3 separate regions of the Homo sapiens genome follow, and all the other regions are linked to region 3. Evidence: read pairs that join two places in POLR2A ChIA-PET (ENCODE). Cell type or tissue: A673. All regions are shown on one strand.

The links. Peaks named below come from ENCODE experiments on the same cell type or tissue, not always from the same donor. Only the 100,000 strongest peaks of a DNase experiment are listed, where the experiment ranks them.
Region 1: POLR2A ChIA-PET joins it to region 3 with 10 read pairs; 1 of 35 experiments calls an interaction of 5 or more read pairs at or near these places.
Region 2: POLR2A ChIA-PET joins it to region 3 with 5 read pairs; 3 of 35 experiments call an interaction of 5 or more read pairs at or near these places.

The regions. Positions count from the first base shown.
Region 1 is chr2:176,828,743-176,832,742 of GRCh38, reverse strand. It overlaps LOC105373757 (a long non-coding RNA gene), which reads left to right. Exons shown (of 4, transcript NR_187998.1): 3 at 1,245-1,347; 4 at 1,604-1,901. Among named protein-coding and RNA genes, the nearest start is that of LINC01117, 190 kb to the right of the region's middle. In A673, a CTCF peak has its summit at 2,183 (motif pointing right); a DNase peak (open chromatin) is centred at 2,182.
Region 2 is chr2:175,207,237-175,211,236 of GRCh38, reverse strand. No RefSeq gene overlaps it. Among named protein-coding and RNA genes, the nearest start is that of ATP5MC3, 28 kb to the right of the region's middle. In A673, no CTCF peak of the experiment used is centred here; no DNase peak of the experiment used is centred here; H3K27me3 peaks cover 564 bases.
Region 3 is chr2:175,009,447-175,013,446 of GRCh38, reverse strand. No RefSeq gene overlaps it. Among named protein-coding and RNA genes, the nearest start is that of CHN1, 6.1 kb to the right of the region's middle. In A673, CTCF peaks have their summits at 3,136 and 3,338 (motif pointing left); a DNase peak (open chromatin) is centred at 2,406; H3K27me3 peaks cover 114 bases.

The sequences.
Region 1 (4,000 bases), 1.8 Mb before region 3:
GTGGTAACTTGATCAGTAAACATGTTTGGTAGTAAAAGGCCTACTTCCATGGGCCCCTTCTACTGTATCTGTGAAAAAGGCTGCTTTTGAGCAGTAAGTAAATGTCACCCCCAACTCGGGCAATGCGTGGTAGGTGGGCCATGGGAACAACTTGGGTGTTAGGGTAGAATGGCCACTGTCTGGACCTGTCACTAACACTGCACTTGAACACAGGTGTGGACAACAAGAGCACAGAGCAGGCCAGTGGGCACCAAATAGTACCTCTTTTACATTTTGCTACAATATCAGCAGCTTATGGCACTGGCTTAAGGCTGCTGCCAAACTCCGCTGTCATTCCCTCGCTGACAGTGATAGAATGGTACATCCGTTCAGTATTCAGAAATGAGACAGGCTTGTTTTGACACCACTGTTTCTGCAAAAGGGAAAGGAACCAGATTGGAGAGTGTAGTCATCAATTGGCAGAATCAGTTAAGAATAACAACAGCACAGTGTGCGTCATTTGGGAGAGGTAAGTGTGGCATGAGGTGCTGGAATTCATTGGAAAATGCTAGCCCAGCTCTTCCTCCCTTAGTTTGGACAACGTCTGGTCTCATTTCCATGGCTTCTGCACACCCAGTTGAAGGGAAGCTCGTCCCTGCCTCCCAATCACTTAACCTCTTATGATGCCTGATAGTAAAATATAGTATGTTAGCAACTATAGGGATTCCTACATGGAGAGATAAGTCTTTGATTCTTATTTAAGCTTTGATTTATTGTCTTCAGTTGTTTTGGGTAGAGGGATGGCTGATTTTTAACAAGAAGATAAACTTAAAGATGGAAATTCTTGTAAGCCATAAATATCACTAACTTGCCTGTTCCAGGGAAGTTCAAATAAAGACACTGGGACTTAGCAGCAGCTGAAATGTTTTCCTTTTTTCCCCATTGGCCCAAAAAAAGATATGCCTTGCCATTGGTGGTTTGGCGCCAGGGCCTGATCTGTGCCTGGATACACAGGCCATTCAGAGTTCCTATTGCATAGAAAGGAGACAGAGGATGACAAATTGGTCTACACCAGTTGACCTCCAAAGTGAAGGGATAATTTTACCCAGCAACCTCTGGAGTTTTCTTTATCTGTTTTATTTAGTGAAAACACTGTTCTTCTCCAGTACTCCCTATTTCTCCTAGCAAGCTCCAAGGATTAATTCTGGGTCACTAGCTAAATTCACCACCTCTGCTCTGCTCCCAAATTGCTTCTTTTTCCTTAGCCTTATGCAAATCCTGGAAGATATCAATTCTGAGGGCTGGGGTGTATCTTGATCACCTTTGGAATCTACCACTGCATGGAGCACAGCACTTACCACCTAGTAGGTAAGCAACAAATGCTTGCTTGTCAATTGATTTATTCAGTAGACTCAGTGCTATGTGTACATTAAACACCTGGGGAGCTTTAAACAATAAACGAGCAAACCAACAAATGCTGCATCAGCCTAGACCAACACAATCCTGATCTCTGGATGTGGGATCCCCGCACTGGTAAGTTTGTAAAGCACCACAGGTGATACTAGTGCATGGGGAAGATTGAGAACTACTGGATTCATTAACCTGTTGCTTTACTTGGCTACAGTTCTGTTTGTTTCCAAGTTTGGAAGAAACATAATTGAATCATTTTGAGGAATTCCAATCCCTGACAAGATGCCAGTGCTATTTTACAGCAAGAGTAGACGAGGAAGGCTATACTACGTGGTCCTGGGCAAGTTATTTAAATTCTCTGTGCCTCAGTTTTCTGAACCGTAAGATGGGAAGAATAATAGTAACTACCTCTGGAGGCTGTTGTAAAAGTTAAATGATCTGATCTATGTAAAGCACTTAGAACAGTACCTGGTATATAAGTGTGTGATAAATAAAATCCAATATGAAGAAGAGGATGATCTATTTGTTGTCATTATTGTTGTTCTCTGCTTCAGTTAATGACTCCAGCTTCCTCCCAGACTAAGCTCCCAGGAGACTTTTGACCCCAGCCTCTCCTTTGTCCCTTCCATTTTATTGCTGGTCAAGTCCTGCTCCTCTGACCCTGCACTATCTGGAATCTGCCCCTTCCTTTTCATGCCCCTGTCCCTAATTGTAATCCTCACTCTCATTATCTCTCTTCTGGGTTATGGCTGCCGCACTGGTCTCCTTGCCAACCGTCTGTTTTGCCTGTCAACCACCCCTAGATGGCTCCCAAATTGCCCTAAAGTCAAGCTCTAAGCTTGCAGCTGCCAAGCTCAAAGCTCAACTTATATCCTTATTGCTGTGAAAATTCAAACCCAAATTGTGTGATTTGGACAGTTTAGTTACTTTCTCTAAGCCTTGGTTTCTTCATCTTCTTTTTTTGTTTCCTTTTTTGAGATGGAGTCTCGCTCTGACACCCAGGCTGGAGTGCAGTGGCGCTATCTCGGCTCACTGCAACCTCCACCTCCCAGGTTCAAGCGATTCTCTTTCCTCAGTCTCCTGAGTAGCTGAGATCACAGGTGCACATCAACATGCCCGGCTAAATTGTGTATTTTTCGTAGAGACAGGGTTTCTCCATGTTGGCCAAGCTGGTTTCAAACTCCTGGCCTCAAGTGATCCGCCTGCCTCAGCCTCCCAAAGTGCTGGGATTACAGGCATGAGCCACAGCGCCCTGCCAGTTTCTTGATCTTTAAATGGGGATCATCTAATAACACTTTCTCTTTAATAGGGTTATGGGAATAGAATAAAGGAATTCTTGTAAATAAAGCATCTAGAAATCTTCATGGCACACCATAGGGGATCAATACAAGTTGTTGTTGTTATTATTTGAAATTTGACTGCCAGCAACTCCTCTCCAGCCATCCTGGACACTGGCCACATGGAAGTCCTTGCTGTTTCCAGACCCCCTGTGCCTTTCTGGATTTGGGTCTCTGCTCACATTGTCTTTACTCTTGGGATGCCTGCCACTCCTCTCCAGGTGTCTGAATCTTAACAGTCTTAAAGGGCCAAACCTCAAAAGCCAATTTCTTCTAGAAGACTTCCCTGGAAGTCAATTACTCCTTTGACTTCCCACAAATTCACTTCTTTTAAGGCAGGGGCTCTCCAACTTTAGCATTCATCAGATTCACCTGGAGGGCTTGTTAAACCAATGACTCCTTAGCGGATCCTGGAGATCCTAATTCAGTAAGTCCAGGGCAGGACCCCAAAATTTGCATTACTAATGAGTTCCCAGGTGATACTGATCTGCTGGTCCATACTTAAGGAGCTCCGTTTTAGGGCTACTCACTGAACACCTTCCAACTTCTATGGCTGCTTGAATACAAATCTCTTCTCTGAGAAGACTGTAAGTTCTTCCCTAGAAGGGCCAAAATCTACTTTCCCTTATGTCTGGTGGAAGGAGGTGGGCCTTGGGCTGGGCCTTGAAGGCTGGGTGGGATTTGAATCCACTAACAGCAGGCAAGAGCCTGCACATGAGGAGCCCAGGAATGGGAACAGGAACAGAGAGCTGCACGGTTGTGCGAGGGTGACTGGTTAGGATATTAAGGTGCAATGGGAAATGGGGCTAGACAGCTGTGTGCCACATATCCAATATGATATGGGGGTTTTGAGAAGGGGGGTGTGGAACCTTGAAAAGCAGGCAGAGGAGTGCACATTTGATCCCCTAACCTGCAAAGCACAAGGGCTGAACTGCAAGGTCTCATCATGATCGTTCCTTCCATAAGCTGCTGTGGAGTTTGGGCTCTCTTTGCATTTTCAGCAAGGCACACTTCCTAATGTGCAGGACATGTTTCTGTTCTACCTCCAAAAGTCTGTCATTCTTTGAATTACTCTTGCCTATGAAAACGTGGACAGAGGTGAGGCTCAGGCCCCACCAACTGCTCCTGTGCGCCCGAGCCAAACCAGAGCCTTGAGGTAGTTGTGATTGGTGCTTCCTCCCCACAAATTTTGGGCTCTTCCTTCCCTGAAAATCACTTTTCCTGGTTTGGAAGTTGCTTGACCAAGAAGCTAGAAATATCATTGCTTCTAGAAA
Region 2 (4,000 bases), 200 kb before region 3:
ACTGGAAATTTAAAAAACAGAACAGGATATCTCTAAGAACTGTGGACAACTAGAAAAGGCATAACATATATATGATGAAAATACCAGAGTATAAATAAAGACAGTAAGAAACAAAATATTTAAAATAATAATGACTGAGAATTTTCCTAAATTAATGTTAGACAACAAACTACAGATTAAAGAAGCTCAGAAAATGCCAACCAGAATAAATGCTGAAAAAACCACACCTGGGCTGTCATTTAAAAGCTACAGAAAATCAAAGTTGAAGTCCTGAAAAAAAACAGAGGGAAGAAAACACCTTATCTTTAGAGGAGCAAAGATAAGAATTACACCTGACTTCTCCTCAGAAACCATACAAGCAAGAAAAGAGTGGAGTGAAATATTTAAACTGTTGAGAAAAAAACTTACCAACCCAGAATACCATGTGAAATTATCCTTCAAAAGTGAAGGAGAAATGAAAATTTTCTCAGACAAACAAAAATTGAGAGAATTTGTTGTCAGTAGACCTGCGTTGCAAGAAATGTTAAAAGAAGTTCTTTAGAGAGAAAGAAAATGATATAAGTCAGAAATGTGAATCTACATAAAGAAAGGAAGAGTATCAGAGAAGGAATAGGTGAAGATTAAATAGAAACTGTTATTTTTCTTCTTCTTAGTTGGTTTTCAGATAACAGTTTGTTTCAAATAACAAACATATGTAGTTTGTTGTCTAACATTAATTTAGGAAAATTCTCAGTCATTATTATTTTAAATATTTTGTTTCTTACTCTATTTATACTCTGGTATTTTCATCATACATATGTTATGCCTTTCATTGGTTCCAAATAACACCAACGATATTTTCAATTATGTATGCGTATACATATGGTTAAATATGCTTATGTACACATATGCTTATATATACTTATATATAAGTAAAATAAATGGACAGCAATGATACAGGGGAGATGAATTAGGATTATTTTGTTATTGTAAGGTACCTATGCTACCTGTGAAATGGTAGAATGTGACTTGAAAGTGGACTTGGATTACTTGTAAACGTATATCGCTAACTCTATGGCAACCACTTTAAAAATTAAAAAGAAAAGTACAACTGATATGCTAAGAAATTGAATTATATGTAGTGCTTACTTAAAACTACAAAAGGCACATAAAGAGTAGAAAGCAAAAATAGGAACAAAGAACAAGAGCAACAAATAAAAAATAGTTTTAAAAGTCATCTATATGTATATGATTTATACATATAGATGACTTTTAAAATTATTTTGTATATATAGTAAAAGTATATATAACATATGCAAAAGTATATATTATATATAATATATATATATATATAAATCCAGAACACTGAAAATATCAAATCGTGGTGACAATGTGGAGCAACAGGAACTCTTATCCACTGCTGGCAGGAATGCAAAATAGTACTGCCACATTGAAAGACAGTTTGAGAGTTCTTACAAAACTAAACATACTCTTACCACAAGATCCAGCAATTTCATTCCTTGATGTTTACCCAACAGAGTTGAAAACTTAGGGCCACACAAAAATGTGCATATGGATATTTATAGCAGCTTTATTAATAATTGCTAAAAGTTGGAAGCAACCAAGAAGTCCTTCAGTAGGTGAATGGACAATAAAATGTGATACATCTAGACATGGGATATTATTCAATTCTAAAAAAAAAAATGAGCTATCAAAGCATAAAAAGACATGCAGAAACATTAAATGTACATTACTAAATGCAAACCATCTGAAAAGGCTACCTACTATATGATTCCAACTGTATGATATTCTGGAAAAGGCAAAACCATGTAGGCAGTAGAAAAATCAGTGGTTGCCAGGAGTTAAGGAGGAAAGAGGGATGAGAAGGCAAAACACAGAGAATTTTTAGGACAGTGAAACTATTCTGTATGATACTATAATGGTGGATACATGCCATTACACAATTGTCCAAACCTAACCAAGAGTGAACCCTCATGTAAACTATGGACTTTGGGTGATAATGGTGGGTCAATGCAAGTCCATCAGTTGTAACAAACGTAGTACTATAAGGGGCAGGGAGTATAAAAATACAGGAAGTTATACATGTGGGAAGGGCAGGGGGTACATGGGAAATCTCTGTACCTTTCACTCAATTTTTCTATGAACCTAAAACTACCCTAAAAAATTAAATCTACTTTAAAATATGTATATATATATAAGTTTTTTAAAAATCAAATTAGGCTGAGCACAGTGGCTCAAGCCTACAAGCCCAGCACTTTAGGAGGCTGAGGCAGGAGGATCACTTGAGTCTAGGAGTTCAAGACCAGCCTGGGCAACCCAGGAAGACTCTGTTTCTACCAAAAACAAAAAAAAATTTTTTTAATTAGCTAGGCATGGTGACTGATTTGGTCCTAGCTATTCGGGTGGCTGAAGTGGGAGGATTGCTTGGGCCTGGGAGGTCAAGGCTGCAGTGAGCCACGATTAGGCCACTGCAATCCAGCCTGGGCAACAGAGAGCAACCCTGTCTCAAAATAATGATAATAATAAATTAGTGAAGACCTCAGAATACTGATGATAAATGGGGAATAAATCTAGCTCATGAACAGAGTAAAAGCCTAAATAAAAATACAGCAAAAAATGATAATGATATTTTCAAAGGAACAAATGTAGCTGATCCAAACCTTGCAGTTTTAAAGCATTACATTTGTACTCTATGGTCCTTTAGAATGGCTTCCAGCTTACTGAAGAGAGACTGCCTCTCTACAGGCCAAATTACAACACTAAGGCAGATTGAGGGAGAAATATAATCAACCATTTGTTGATTATTTATTTTTTAATCATGTCCTCAAGCATGTACAGATGTAAGAAAGCATGTGGCCTCAGACTGGAGCTGTTTGCAAACAGCAGGATTGCCTGGCCCAAGAAATGGCGCTTGGTGTGTGATGAAAGCCACCCTTCTAAAACCGTGTTTGGTTAGCACCTATGCCCTGCTGAAATTGGCATAGCACATTCTCTGTGGGCATGCTGCCAGCCTAACAGATGGGCCTGAATGTAACCCTGCCAGAGAATCAGTGTGTGCAATGAGTTCACAACTGTGGTTAGACTCCTTTCCAAAGATGTTGCATCTACTTAGGCTGCCCAGCAAAAATTTCTGACTTTCATGTCTTCAAATGGCATTAATGAATAAGTAAATAGTTCTCGAAATCAGTGGTTCTCAAACTGTGGTTCCCTGGACCAGCAGCACCAGCACCATGTAGGAAATCACTAGAAACACAAATTCTCAGGCCCTACCTTTAACCTACTGAATCAGAAACTCTTGGGGTGGGGCCCAGCAACACGTGGTTTAACAAGCCCAGCTGCTGATTCTAATGCAGCTAAAGTTTGAGAACCACTGCACTAAACGACTGGTTCCCAAACATTTGCATTATTTGAGAATTTTTTTAAAATACTGATGCTTATGCGTCAAGTCCAGAGATTTCAATTTAATTGGTATATGGTGCAGCCTAGACATCAAGAATTGTTACATGTCCACAGTTGACTCTAATGTGCAGCAGTGTTTGAGAAGCACCATTCTAGCTCATCAGAATACCTAGCACAAGCTTTGAGGAGAAATGCTTCAGACCTTCCTAAATGCAGATAAGTCTATATTGAAAGAGAATATGTATAGATCTTTGCTTAAATAATTCTTTGATTGATGGATCATTTTATTTTGAGCCCTGAGATATAATAAAGTTTATGTAAAATCTGGCTTTCAGCAAAGCTCCTCTGTGGGTCACTTACCTTCAAGCTTACCTTTTCTCACAGTACTATATTTAACTTTGCTTCTGATTTCAGTGTGCTTTTTTTATCTCATTGAACTGGACACCTTCTGATGTAATATCCTAAACCCCTATTCTACTGGTATCCTGCTCCTTGTATCTTCTTCCCAGTGAGGGAGAGACCTGATATCAAAATATTTAAACTTCGAACAATCTCAGTTGAGAAAAAAAAAAAAAAGGCTCTTTAAGCCGCAAGGTTACCC
Region 3 (4,000 bases):
ACATATACAAAATAATGTTCCTGATGTTGAATAAATTATATTTTAAGAGGTTTAACTTATTTTGAAATTGAAAAATATGACAAAACAAATGGTTGATTTAATGAAAAAAAATCCAACTGTTTGGATGGTATTGCATAGTAGAAAACACACTTCGTAAAATAATTGATTACAATTTTTATTTCCAAAAGGTTGTGTTGGTGATGCTGCCATGACTGTATATAGTCTGGGAAGCAAATACTTATGAGGTTAAAGGAGAAAGGCACTGCTTTGGCATTTCAAAAGAGATTGTTTCATAAGAAGAGGACCTGAAGCTGAGTGTGGTGTCCAGCTACTCAGGAGACTGAAGCGGGAAGATCACTTGAGCCTAGGAGTTTGAGGCTGCAGTGAGCTATGATTGTGCCACTGCACTCCAGCCTGGGTGACAGAGTGAGACTCTGTCTCTGAAAAAATAAGTAAACAAAAGATAAATGAAAATATTTAAGGCTTTATAAGAAACTAGATTTTACTGAATACTGAGGAAGATAATCCACATGGAGCGAGGAAGAAAAATATTTGTTGACTGTCCACTCTGTGCTTTTACTCTCAGACTGACCGTAGAAGCAGACATGTGCTAGTTGCCTGCCTAGTTACTTTTCCCTTCCTCTAGTTGTTGACTGGTATTTCTACAGGAAATTCACCTCAGCCATGAGGTTTGAGAAGATTATTCCCCTCAGGTTCAGGGTAACTCTTGATTGGCTTGCACTTGCCTCTTCCCCCTGGCCACAGTGATGAGTCATGGATGGGCACACAACCCAATTCAGGCCAATGAGAGAGAGAGAGAGGAAAAAGAGAGAGAGAGATTCCAAGATGTATGCACAACTCTCTTCCCTTGGATGGAGAGGTGGGACTATGTGATGTCTAGAAGCTCTGAAGCCATCCTGCTACCAAAAGGGGAGAGTCTGGAGATGCCATGAGTTGGGGTGCCCTGTGGTATATGATACAGTGACTAGAGAAATGAAGAAACTAAGTCCTTGGGGACATTCTTTGCACAGCTGGATCAGCCTTCCCTGAAACTCACCTTGACTCTGGTCTTTCCCATTACAGAGCAAATAAATTCTCTTTGTTCATTTAACTCAAAGCCAATTTGAGTTAAATTTTCCATCAGTTGCAACCAAAATGTTGCAAACTGATACAGAAGGTACCTTCATTTTACAGAAGAAGAAACTGAAATCCAGAAAGGTTTAAACATTCTCCAAATCACATAGGTAGTGAGAGGTGAAGCCAAGATTCAGATCCAAGTGTTTCTGACCAGTGTTTTTTCAAGATGACTGTGGCATTCTAGAAGTTCCAGGGAGGTAGCAGATGAAATGATGAGCTTAATCTCAAGGGTATACTGTGCCTTATTAGCTTACAACAATGGCAAGTGTGTGTGTGTGTGTGTGTGTGTGTGTATTCGACAGTTTTACTGTAACTCAAAAATGTGTTACTGGAAAATAGGGCACTACAAATAATCCGAGGCCAGAGTTTTACATAATGAATCCAAATTCCTAGTTGCCTTAAGTACTTGTAGAAAGCAGGCTTCAGACAACATAATAAGCATCATCTCAACAGGTTGGCCTTCTACATCTGTCCTCAAACTTGCCTGTGTAGCCTCTTCCCCCACTTCTTCCTCTCATGAGTCCTTTGCAACAAATTGTCCTGCCAGCAAATCTTCTCTCACGATTTTCCTCATGTTCTGGCTTTCACTAGAAAGTCTCAGACTTTCCTCATGCTCTCCCCTCTTTCCTAAACTCCATTTCCCTTTTTCTCTTTTCTGTTTGCCTAATTCCTGTTCAGACCTCAAAGCACAGCTTCACCTATCATGAACTTTTTACCTATTTCATCAGCTAGAAATAATCTTTCTCTTTTCTGAACTCCCACAAAATTTAATCTGTACTCCTGTTATGGCCTCTGTCATTGTCCCATTTTCCCAAGAGACTACTTTTTTTTTTTTTTTTTTAGATCTGGATACATGTTTGATTCATCTTTTGCTTCTTTGCCAGAAGCTAGCATGATGCCTGGAATATCGTAGGTACTCAGCAAATACTTGTTGAATGGATAAAGGATGGATGGATGATTTTAAATATGTGCATTGTCTCAAATATCTGACACAGGTCCTATTTTACAACAGAATACAAAAGAGCTTTATGAAAACTCCATCACAGCAGTAGACGAGTTTCCAGTCCAGATTGTGATTTTAATCATGGAATTTCACTTGTCTGTTTTTCAGTTCTGTTTTCTAATTGGAGATTGTGTAAGTCTAATCCAGAGTTCATAGCTATTTTCCTGATTTACCACTCACAATGTAATCAACTTGAATAAGTCATTCTTATTGTGGACACCCACGTTAACCAGAAAAACCATGGCCATGTTAGGGAGATTTGATTTGTAGCCAAATCCACTTATACCCTCTTGAAAACTAAATCTGGCAGAAATCCAACTGCTCCAGTCAAATAGACATTTAGCCACACTGTGCATTAGATATGCCTGGTGACCTGAGAAAAATACACTTGAATAGAAATGCTGGCTTAAAGTACTATAATATGATAGTAGTTCAGAACAAAAACTTTTACTTAAGAGCAGCCATCATCATTCTTCTTTTATCTAATGTGTATTTGAAAATGTATTTGACTTTAAGCCTATAAAAAAATTCCAAAAGATCTGCTGTACTATTAACCAGGAAATAAGTATTCTTCTAAAACATCTATTCAAAACACATTAAAAACAGACCTTTTCTTTACACACTCCCTTCCTTTTATGTGCCACTCCAAACCAGTAGCCATTTTGACAGTATATCAAAAGAAATTGTATCACAAAATTTAAAAAACTAGAACCTGTGTCTTTTAGAATATTCTAACCTAGGGTTTACAGTAATATCTGTGGTTTTATTGCCTATTGAACTAAGAGTTCCTCTTGGTGCTGAGCAATGAACAAGAACTCCATTCTCCTGGTTCTGATTTTCAATTCCAATTTCCCCTCCCTTCACACCCACACACACACACACACACACACACACACACAGCTTCTACAAACACATTTTCTTTTTACTTCGGAAGTGATATAATAAGAGCTGAGCAGTGTTTCCTCAGTAATAATCCAATTCCTAATCTGCGCCTAGCCAGATGATAGCCACCTCTCATTTTAGCATATTTTTGGTGACTATCTTCTGCTACTATAGCAAGCACTGTGTAGGGGAACTGAGAAAGTTTTAAATTCTTAAGGTTTCTTATGTATTTCTCAAATTGAGTTTTACTTCATTTCTAAGGCCCAATATTACTATTATAATTTAGGCACCCTCTGGTGGTGAACAGAACACAAATAATTCTCCTAAACATTGAGTTATTTAAGCTTAACGGGCAATTTTACAGTTTATGACATAAATATTATTTTTGTCATAAATAGTGTTATGGTCTAAATCCTTATGTTTGAGGCAAGTGCTGCCTTAGTTACTTGTGTGCATATGTCTTTGTCCTGTGAAAGTGCTATTTGTAAATCATGGAATGCCACACAAATATCAGGTAAGTTATTAATTCAGAAAGTCTGAGATAAAAAACAAGAAGGGGGGTAAAAAATAATCGGAATTAAGTGTTTAAGGAAAACGTTGTTAAAAACAAACCAAATAGTCTAGGCGCGGTGGCTCATGCCTGTAATCCCAGCACTTTGGGAGGCCAAGGCAGGTGGATCACTTGAGGTCAGGAGTTCAAGACCAGCCTGGTCAACATGGTGAAACCAATTTCTACTAAAAAATACAAAAAGTTAACCAGGTGTGGTGGCTCATGCCTGTAATCCCAGCTACTCAGGAGGCTGAGGCAGGAGAATCACTTGAACCTGGGAGGCAGAGATTGCAGTCAGCTCTGAGATTACTGCACTCCAGCCTGGGTGACACAGTGAAACTCCGTCTAAAAAAAAAAAAACAAAAAACCAAACAGACCAAATAGCTGGATACAGTGGCTCATGCCTGCAATCACAGCACTTTGGGGAG